Linked DNA regions of Homo sapiens: region 1 is linked to region 2. Evidence: read pairs that join two places in POLR2A ChIA-PET (ENCODE). Cell type or tissue: GM12878. All regions are shown on one strand. Each heading gives the region's core, and the rest is flanking DNA. Links, peaks and the distances in the headings are about the cores only.

Evidence for each region. Peaks named below come from ENCODE experiments on the same cell type or tissue, not always from the same donor. Only the 100,000 strongest peaks of a DNase experiment are listed, where the experiment ranks them.
Region 1: POLR2A ChIA-PET joins it to region 2 with 28 read pairs; 6 of 35 experiments call an interaction of 5 or more read pairs at or near these places.

The regions. Positions count from the first base shown.
Region 1 is chr1:205,662,410-205,667,778 of GRCh38, reverse strand. It overlaps SLC45A3 (solute carrier family 45 member 3), which reads left to right. Exons shown (of 5, transcript NM_033102.3): 2 at 2,893-3,294; 3 at 4,161-4,946. The coding sequence starts at 3,123. Among named protein-coding and RNA genes, the nearest start is that of SLC45A3, 15 kb to the left of the region's middle. RefSeq lists enhancers at 2,575-3,774, 4,684-5,239, 5,240-5,369. In GM12878, for the core only: no CTCF peak of the experiment used is centred there; a DNase peak (open chromatin) is centred at 2,198; H3K4me3 peaks cover 362 bases; H3K27ac peaks cover 1,306 bases.
Region 2 is chr1:205,770,733-205,776,101 of GRCh38, reverse strand. RAB29 (RAB29, member RAS oncogene family) reads left to right here and starts at 620. Exons shown (of 6, transcript NM_003929.3): 1 at 620-829; 2 at 1,016-1,269; 3 at 3,535-3,606; 4 at 4,449-4,630; 5 at 5,248-5,369. The coding sequence starts at 1,146. RefSeq lists an enhancer at 1,706-1,755. In GM12878, for the core only: no CTCF peak of the experiment used is centred there; DNase peaks (open chromatin) are centred at 581, 842, 1,734 and 3,243; H3K4me3 peaks cover 2,799 bases; H3K27ac peaks cover 1,754 bases.

The DNA.
Region 1 (5,369 bases), core at 131-5,130, 110 kb after region 2:
GATTAAGGGAGGGGCAAGGCAGGTGGGGTGATTAATGGTTGCTGGACAGCTGTGGTTTATTTTTATTTTTTTATTTTTTAGAGACCAGGTCTCACTCTGTTGCCCAGGCTGGAGAACACTGGCACGATCATAGCTCACTTGCAGCCTCGAACTCCTGGACTCAGGAGATCCTCCCACCTCAGCCTCCTGAGTAGCTGGGATTATAGGTGCATGCCACCATGCCCAGCTAATTTTTATTTATTTATTTTTTATCTTATGTATTTATTTTTATTTGAGATGGAGTTTCGCACTGTCATGGGGCTGGAGTGCAGTGGCACAATCTCGGCTCACTGCAACCTCCGCCTCCCAGGTTCAAGCAATTCTCCTCCTTCAGCCTCCCGAGTAGCTGGGATTGTAGGCGCACGCCACCATGCCCAGCTAATTTTTGTATTTTTAGTAGAGATGGGGTTTCACCACGTTGGCCGGGCTGGTCTCGAACCTCCTGACCTCAGGTAATTTGCCTGCTTTGGCCTCCCAAAGTGCTGGGATTACAGGCATGAGCCACTGTACCTGGCCTATTTTATTTTTATTTTTGTAGAAACAGGGTCTTTCTATGTTGCCCAGGCTGTTCTTAAGCTCCTGCCCTCAAGCCATCATCCCACTCCAGCCTCCCAAAGTGCTGAGATTACAGATGTGAGCCACTGTGCCTGGCCTGCAATTTATTTTAAACAATAGGGAGCAGCCAGGACTTAGAGAATGGGTGCAGGTTATAGGCGAGGCTGGGTCTAACAAAGTCTCTGTTTGCTCAGGGAGGACCTGGTCTCCTGAAAACCCAGAGCAGGTTAGCATTCAGGGCCCTCCCAGAACAAGGGTGGGGAGTGGAATGGGCTGGAAGCCTTTGGCCGCAGAACCCCTCCCTTTAGGCTGGATAGCACTGCCTCTTGGTCTCTGTGCTGTCTCCTGCTTTCCTTCTTGGGGGTACTGTGGAAATGCAGCAATGAGATGCTCAAGTTGAACCTATGACAGCTCAGCTAAGACTGAGGTCTGGCCTTCCACCTTCCTTTTGGAGACAGTATGGGTCAGTATTTTACACCCCTTCTCATGCCACCTCCGTAGGAGGCCGTGTGCCCCATCCCAAAGGGTGAGTCTGAGCAGGATTTAGGGGAGGAGGCTGCTGGTTGCCCAGCCTTATCTCAATTCCCTTCCTTCATGATCTGCCAGCTGCAAAGCCCCTGAAGGTGGTGGTGGAGTGAACAGACCTTACCCAGGACTGATAGCCATCTGATGTTTTTTTAGGCAGTGTCTCCCTCTGTCACCCAGACTGGAGGCAGTGGTCCAATCACTGCGCGCTGCACCCTTGACCTCCCAGGCTCAAGCAATCCTCCCATCTCAGCCTCTTAAGTAGCTGGGACCACAGGTGCATACTACCACGCCTGGATAATTTTTAAATTTTTTGTAGAGAGGGGGTCTCGCTGTGTTGCCCAGGCTGGTCTCAAACTCCCAGGCTGAAGTGATCCTCCTGCCTTGGCCTCTTGAAGTTCTGGGATTATAGGCATGAGCCACCACACTCAGTCCTGGCTGATTTCTCTGTGGCACAGCTCAGAGCACCCACAACACGCTTTGTAATATGCAAGGCCCCATGGGGTTTAGTATTGTGTGAAAAGATAAGATAAGTTGAAATGCCTTTTATAATGAGGTGCTGAGATTGGCAGAGGGCATGAGTAGGGGCTGGGGGTGGTGGAGGCACCTGCCACCATGCCTGGCTAATTTTTGTATTTTTAGCAGAGATGGGGTTTCACCATGTTGGCCAGGCTGGTCTTGAACTCCTGACCTCAAGTGATCCGCCTGCCTTGGCCTCCCAAAGTCCTGGGATTACAAGCATGAGCCACCGCACCCAGCTTTTCATAGTCACTTCTAAGCAGAGGCTTAGATACTGCAATGGCTGTATTGTCGGGAAGCAAGACTTGGAGACCGCTTGCTTGGCGGGGGAGGTACAGGATGGTTCTTTCTGCACAGGAGGCAGGGCTAGCAGGAAGGGGTGTGGGACTTCTCTGCTGAAAATTGAAAAGAGCACCGAAAAATTCCTTTCTCTGCCATTTAAGAGCACAGAAAGGCTGCCCTGGAAGTGGCTGGGCATCCTGTCAGCTTGGGGGAGTCACTGGTATCATTACAGGTATTGCCAGGTGGTGTGGTTTCATGCCCCTGTGAGCTAGAACCTGGGGACGGCTCCACTCTCCCATGACAGTTGGACGGCCATGTGAGGGATTGTTTCTTCCCCTTGAACGTTGAACTCAGGGAGAAACTCAAGGGAGAGATTTTCAGGCCTAGGCTCACCCCAGGGAGCCTTCTGTAAGTTAAAACCCAACCCAACAAAACAGCCTCTCCTCCCTTTCCCCTTCATCCTGGTCTTTGGGGTTAGGGGTTGTGGTGCAGTGTGGCTCATGGCCAAGCAATGCAGAATAGGAAGTGTTACTCTTAACAAAGGGGAATTGAACACCCCAGGTTTGGGGAGTAGAAAGACAAAAGCAAACAAACCAGGCCTGGCAGAGGGTCTCCAGGGGCACCTTGATAGCTGGGCAACTAAAAATTCAGTTGGTTTGATTGCTCCCTCCCGCTCCCCAATACTAACAGGGAAGGGAAATTGTAGATTTTTCAAAACAGAGAATAACCAACATCTGTTTGGCTCTGGAGTGTGCTGAGGTTTAAAAAATCATATTTACCTTATTAATTATGTCAGCCGTAGGCTAATATTAACATGCATTTCCTGACTGGGCAGAAGGGGGTGGCACCTCGGTGACAGGGCCAGTCGCCAGCCTGTGAATGATCAGGATCCAGACAATTTAGAGCAAATCGTGGAGACCTGGCTCCCAGGACTTAACACCCCGTGTGCTTGTGATTGCCCCGCCCTTCTAGGATCTGAGTGATGAGACGTGTCCCCACTGAGGTGCCCCACAGCAGCAGGTGTTGAGCATGGGCTGAGAAGCTGGACCGGCACCAAAGGGCTGGCAGAAATGGGCGCCTGGCTGATTCCTAGGCAGTTGGCGGCAGCAAGGAGGAGAGGCCGCAGCTTCTGGAGCAGAGCCGAGACGAAGCAGTTCTGGAGTGCCTGAACGGCCCCCTGAGCCCTACCCGCCTGGCCCACTATGGTCCAGAGGCTGTGGGTGAGCCGCCTGCTGCGGCACCGGAAAGCCCAGCTCTTGCTGGTCAACCTGCTAACCTTTGGCCTGGAGGTGTGTTTGGCCGCAGGCATCACCTATGTGCCGCCTCTGCTGCTGGAAGTGGGGGTAGAGGAGAAGTTCATGACCATGGTGCTGGGTGAGTCACTACATCCTCCTTCCTTCCTGTTCCAGATACATGCCACCTGGCATGTGGGACAGGAGTACCTCTGCCCTGGGAGCTGCTTGGAGGGAGAGGTGGTCTGCTGGGAAGGCATTGCTGGGCAGGAGGGTGACCCTGGGCTGAGGGGGCACACCAAGAGAAAGAAGAGAATACCAAGGACATACCCCAGTCACCTCTGGATCCCTGGTCCTGCACAGAGCCTGGCTCATAGGAGACACTGGAGAAATGCTCCTAACCTTTGGCTAGCCCTTTTATAATTTATAGCGATTATCTCATTTAATGCTTACAACCACCATTTGAGGTGATCCATTTTACAGAGAAGGAAGCAGAGGCTTTTAAGAGGTTAGGTAAGTCTTAGCCAAAGCCAAATAGCAGCTGAACAGTAGAGCTGGGACTCCATCAAGGTCTCCCAGCCGGAGCTTGCTCCTACCCCTAGGACAAGGGGTGGACTCCTGACTCTGCAGATAAATTCTACAAAAGCCACAGAAGGCAAGTAGTAACCATTGTGTGACAACCCCTCACCCCCAGGAAGAGGGGCCCCTGTGAGGATTGCAGGCTCTGGAGTCACACTGCTTGTTGAAACGCTGCCTCTTACCCTCCCTAGGTCTGCGCCTTTGAATAAGTATCACTTCTTAGTTGCTCCATGCCTCAGTTTGTCCATCTGAAAATGGGGGCATCTGTAATGCCTGTGTTATGAGGAGTAAATTACAGCATCCCTGTGAAGACGTAGCACAGTGTCGAGTACGGAATGTTATTTCCATCCTTCTCACGGAGCTTGGTTCCCCTTCCCCTTGCCCTTTACTTGTCCCAGCCATTGACTCATACTACTTCCCTTCTTGCAGGCATTGGTCCAGTGCTGGGCCTGGTCTGTGTCCCGCTCCTAGGCTCAGCCAGTGACCACTGGCGTGGACGCTATGGCCGCCGCCGGCCCTTCATCTGGGCACTGTCCTTGGGCATCCTGCTGAGCCTCTTTCTCATCCCAAGGGCCGGCTGGCTAGCAGGGCTGCTGTGCCCGGATCCCAGGCCCCTGGAGCTGGCACTGCTCATCCTGGGCGTGGGGCTGCTGGACTTCTGTGGCCAGGTGTGCTTCACTCCACTGGAGGCCCTGCTCTCTGACCTCTTCCGGGACCCGGACCACTGTCGCCAGGCCTACTCTGTCTATGCCTTCATGATCAGTCTTGGGGGCTGCCTGGGCTACCTCCTGCCTGCCATTGACTGGGACACCAGTGCCCTGGCCCCCTACCTGGGCACCCAGGAGGAGTGCCTCTTTGGCCTGCTCACCCTCATCTTCCTCACCTGCGTAGCAGCCACACTGCTGGTGGCTGAGGAGGCAGCGCTGGGCCCCACCGAGCCAGCAGAAGGGCTGTCGGCCCCCTCCTTGTCGCCCCACTGCTGTCCATGCCGGGCCCGCTTGGCTTTCCGGAACCTGGGCGCCCTGCTTCCCCGGCTGCACCAGCTGTGCTGCCGCATGCCCCGCACCCTGCGCCGGCTCTTCGTGGCTGAGCTGTGCAGCTGGATGGCACTCATGACCTTCACGCTGTTTTACACGGATTTCGTGGGCGAGGGGCTGTACCAGGGCGTGCCCAGAGCTGAGCCGGGCACCGAGGCCCGGAGACACTATGATGAAGGTAAGGCCTTGGCAGCCAGCAGAGGCTGGTGTGGGAGCCGCCCACCAGAGACGACACTCGGGGCTGTGTCTGGGCTGGTGCCTCTCCATCCTGGCCCCGACTTCTCTGTCAGGAAAGTGGGGATGGACCCCATCTGCATACACGGCTTCTCATGGGTGTGGAACATCTCTGCTTGCGGTTTCAGGAAGGCCTCTGGCTGCTCTAGGAGTCTGATCAGAGTCGTTGCCCCAGTTTGACAGAAGGAAAGGCGGAGCTTATTCAAAGTCTAGAGGGAGTGGAGGAGTTAAGGCTGGATTTCAGATCTGCCTGGTTCCAGCCGCAGTGTGCCCTCTGCTCCCCCAACGACTTTCCAAATAATCTCACCAGCGCCTTCCAGCTCAGGCGTCCTAGAAGCGTCTTGAAGCCTATGGCCAGCTGTCTTTG
Region 2 (5,369 bases), core at 213-5,212:
GTGTATTTCAATTAGCTTCTAGCTCAAGTGATACATGAGTAGTATGGCTAGAATAGGCATTGTAGAAGTATGAATGGAGAACTGTCTCTTGTTTTCTGTCCATCTTTATTGTTATTGCTGGATATTAAATGCTGTAATTTTTGGCATAGGTTTTTTTCCAAAGACTGGTCTCTTGGGTCAAGTTTTCCTGAACTTGCCTGGTATTGGGCAAGTTCACACAGAAAATATGAGTCATTTCACAAAGTCCTGGGCTTGTCTATCTACTTGAAGGAATAGGAAATGGACTTCACTTGGAGCATGATGGATGAGGCTTGGGCTTTTACTAATGAAATAAGTTTCAATCTTAACTCAGTTAAACCTTTAAAGACAGGAGAAAACTATCTGGGGATGGATTCAGGCCAGTGAGATCACGTTGCACAAATCTCCCCTTAAGGGATCTTTACTGACCTAGAATTGTTTCAAAATAAGATTCCAAACTGTCGAGGGAGTTTGAAGCCTTGAAACTTGGTGTAGGTTTGCTTAAAACAAAATAACGAATATACTACATTTCCCAGGAGGCTTCGCGGTGAGCCTCCGCACTCGGCTGGTTCTCTTTACCGCGAGGAAAGCTGGGAAATGTAGTGCCACAGGCAACCCTGCACGTGACGCTTGCGGAGGAAGGGGAGAGAGAGGCGCGCGGGAGGGCGTCTAGGGAATCGAGGTGCCGGCTGCTCCTTCCTCACAATTTGGTTTGTGCTGCAAGGGGAGGGTCCCCATCATCTGGCCCCAGTGGTGTAAGGAGCTGACTGGGATTCAGTCACTGACTTGGAGCCGCTCGGGGGAAGTCCCGGTGGGTGAGGTTCCGCGGCGCCTGGTCCAGTTTCTCGGCAGTCAGGCCAGGAGGGGGTGGGGAAGGTGCGAACAGCCGGGGGCTCGGAGCTCGCGCCCTGCGCCCCACCCAGGTTGCGGCCGCCCGGGGAGGAAGCGCGTATAGGTTGAGTGCAAAGTTTCCTTTTTTGCTTTCTCGTCAGAGCAGCCCAGACAGGCGGTGGGTGGGAATGCCTCACTTCAGTTTGAAGAGGGTCCGGATCCAAAGGGGTTAAAACGAGCGACCCCCGATCCCCGACCACACTTCCCGCCTCCCTAAAACGCACACCCCGCTAGCCATGGGCAGCCGCGACCACCTGTTCAAAGTGCTGGTGGTGGGGGACGCCGCAGTGGGCAAGACGTCGCTGGTGCAGCGATATTCCCAGGACAGCTTCAGCAAACACTACAAGTCCACGGTGGGAGGTGAGACGTCTCGGGGGTGGGGAGGGGGAGGGGGAGGAGGAGGCCCCGACCGCGGACTCGAGCTGGGGACCCAAGTGGGGTGGGGATTTGCTGTCGGTTGTTGGGTCCTTCTTCGGGTCAGGAAGTACTGTCTGGGAACCTAGATGGTGTAATTGCCGGGTGTTTGGTTTACACGCCTCTCTTGAGTTTCCCGTTAGATTTTCCCAAACTGAGCCCACTGCCAGGAGAAAGGTAAGAGCAAAGGCGTGAAGATGAGAAATAGGGAAGGGAGGATGAGGATGAGCAATTGCTGTTTATTGCAGGCGTACTGTGAACTTAAGTCTCCAGCCTTTCAGCTGTCCGGCAAATCTCTCCAATCAGCAGAAGCAGCTGAGATCCTCTGTGGGGCCTCCTGGTTAGGTGCCGGCTGGGGCTGTAGTCCTGCCCCTCTGTTGAGGGAGGAACCGCAAGGTGTTTAACCTGGCTTCAGTGGGAGAACGCAGGAAGCGGAACTGGTCTGAAGGACTGTAGCTTTGTTGTGGGGCTGTGGGTGGGATGGAAGACACAAAATCCCCGAACGAGCCCCTTGGCTACGCAGTCAGATGCCCATGAGGGCTGATGAGCTGTGTTTTTGTCCGTTGATTGCTTAAATAAAGGTAACCAAGGAATTCTTCCAAGAATGTGAAATATACCACTTCTCTGACCTATCTTCCCACCACTTTTTTCCTCAAACTGGAGAAGGTAGGGAGGAAGGGGACACCGAGTTCATTCATTTCTTTCCCGGGTGTGGCCTTTGGACTCAACTATTTTTTCAGAGGCAGAAATGCCTTATTGTTAATTAGAAGGTATTTAGCTAGGAAGAGCTGGTGATGGGGGAGAGTAACTTAAAATTTTATTTCTCTCTGTTAAAAGAACTTGTTTCAAGGGGGGAAAACTCGTACCAATGGAAAAATTGAAAATGTGTGCTCCTGTTCATATGGAAGTTTAAAAAGAAATTAACAAACATTTACATTGCAATTAAAACATTCTCCTTAAGAACCCCCAGTAGGGCCCAGTACCGTGGTTCATACTTGCAATCCCAGCACTTTAGGAGGCTGAGGCGGGAGGATTGCTTGAGCCCAGGAGTTCGAGACCAGCCATGGGAAACATGGCAAGACCCCCACCTCTACAAAAATTAAAGAAGAAAGTAGCCGTGGTCCCAGCTACTCGGGAAACTGAGACGAGAGGATTGCTTGAACTGGGGAGGTCGAGGCTTCAGTGAGCCCCGTTCGCACCACTCACTGCACTGTAGCCTGGGCAACAGAGTGAGACCCTGTCTCAAAAACAAAGGAACAAAAAATTTAAGTCTGGCAAAATTAAAGGTTCAAAGTTTCAGACACTCTATCCTGACCGCTCTGCCCTCCCACTCCTAAATAATATAAGGGTCCCTATTTCACGGATTTGGGTTAAAAGTGGCCTGCTATTAATAGTTAATTTTTAACAATTGCTGTAGTTTTCCTTTAGCAAAGAATATAATTGGCTAATTTTTTTTTCAGTGTTTAGTCTAAATTTCCCTTAGCTTTGATTCCTGTCACAGATGTGAAAGATAATATTTCCAAACCTCAGAAATTACTCTGTTTCTCTCCTTAGCCAAAAGGCTTTCCCCATGGAATACTTACTCAGCCTTAAGGAGTCTCAGCACCTGCAGACTTGGTGGTAGATTCCAGCAGGACTCTTCAGCAACATCCACACAGTGTCTTCTTCTTGGGACTCCTCTGGGACCTTTTCCATTTATTCCATTCTTGCCCAAGATAATACCTGCAACCTTATGGTGGATGTAGAGTTCCCCAGGGTGTGTTCTTTTCATAATACAATTTGATTAGAAACCAACAGTGAAATTGAATGTGGAAGATACGAAAGCAACCACACTTGTCTCATTTCCCCCTTCTCCCCCATCACCCCTTCCCTGAGAAAACCCCCTAAATCTCCCAGAAACTATTTAACCTGAGAATGAGAATTGTTTTCATAGTTACTCCCACCCCCAGTCTTGGAGACAAACAGTAGCAAATAAATGAGCTTGACAGTAGAGTAAAAGCTGGAAACCCCTTTGGAGAGTGAGTATGAATCATCCATCTCACACTAAATACACGCATGTGGACTCATCTCAGTGAATTGAGGGCTTAAAGTTAAACATATGGGATTGGAGTTGTGTGTCCATAGGGTTTCACTGCCTATTTGATTTGAGTTTATCCCTATTAATTTTTTACAGTGAAATTTTATTAAAGTATAATGTACATATATTTTCAGTGGATTTTGCTCTGAAGGTTCTCCAGTGGTCTGACTACGAGATAGTGCGGCTTCAGCTGTGGGATATTGCAGGTAAAGTGGGAGGGCTAGATAGGAACAAGGGAAGAAATTTTGATTTAACTAGAAAGCTCTGAGGAAAAAATGGGGCAGCAAAGCCAGAAATTGTTTTTCTGAAGCTGGAATGATTGAGCTGCTCTGAGGACACATGAGCTGAATAGGTGCAGAGCTTTTGTAGATGTTTTGCCCTGAATAGATCTGGAGCAGTCTCTATGTGGATGGAGGGGCTGGCAAGGTGGTGGATTGTCCAGACTATAGGTGGACACTCCCACAGCAGGGGAGGGTGCTTTTTCTAGGTTTAAGGCTGACCTTGGTGAAAAACAAGATCCCCAGAAAATAGATACAGTAAAAATAGTGAATCCTTACTATGTGCCAAGCATTCTTCTAAGTATTTTAAATTCACTGACTCATTAATCCTCACATCAACCCTATCATAAAAGCTACTGCTTTTGGAGAATTGCTTGAACCTGGGAGGTGGAGGTTGCAGTGAGCCTAGATGGCACCACTGCACTCCAGCCTGGGCAACAGGAGTGCAGGAAACTGTTTCAAAAAAAAAAAAAAAAAGCGACTGCTTTTATCTTCACTTTACAAATGAGAAATCTGAAGCACTGAGAGCTTGATTTGCCCGAAGTCAAATAGTATGCAGCAGAGCAGGGATTTGGACTGGAGCAATCTGGGTGCGGAATCTGCCTTGGAAATAATTGGGCTTCATTATCCCTTTATGGGATAGAAAACCAAGAGTCAGAGGGGGAAAGTGAGTGGCCCCATCTGACACATATGCTTACTGCCCTCTTCTACAAGGAATGGGGAGAGGCCGGCTCTTGGGTCACCTTGAGAACTCTCCCCTTTCTCCCCAGGGCAGGAGCGCTTCACCTCTATGACACGATTGTATTATCGGGATGCCTCTGCCTGTGTTATTATGTTTGACGTTACCAATGCCACTACCTTCAGCAACAGCCAGAGGTGGAAACAGGACCTAGACAGCAAGCTCACACTACCCAATGGAGAGCCGGTGCCCTGCCTGCTCTTGGCCAACAAGGTATGTGGCCAATCTCAGAAAATGGTCCCTAGCCTCTATCTGTGGTTAGAAAGGAAGTAAAATGCTCTCTGATTCTGGGCATCCATTTCCCCTTCTTAAGTTGGCAAAATCATCTCTACCTCCTTCAAAGGATGTTGAGGGTGAGTGAGACTTTCTTTCTTTTTTTTTTTTTTGAGACGGAGTCTCGCTCTGTTGCTCAGGCTGGAGTGCAGTGGCGCGATCTCGGCTCACTGCCAGCTCTGCCTCCCAGGTTCACGCCATTCTCTTGCCTCAGCCTCCCGAGTAGCTGGGACTACAGGTGCCCACCACCACACCCAGCTAATTTTTTTGTATTTTTAGTAGAGACTGGGTTTCATTGTGTTAGCCAGGATGGTCTCGCTCTCCTGACCTCATGATCTGCCCGCCTCAGCCTCCCAAAGTGCTGGGATTACAGGCGTGAGCCACTGCGCCCAGCCAAGGGTGAGACTTTCTTTGGGAAGAATGTTGATTATAGATTTCCGATGCTGGTGTTCTTATCCATTGGTGGAAATATGTTTAAAATCCACAGTATCTGAGCCATATTCTTTCTTAGTTGCAGGAAGTTTATGATACTGCCTTTTATTTTTTCTCTTTGCTAGTGTGATCTGTCCCCTTGGGCAGTGAGCCGGGACCAGATTGACCGGTTCAGTAAAGAGAACGGTTTCACAGGTTGGACAGAAACATCAGTCAAGGAGAACAAAAATATTAATGAGGCTATGAG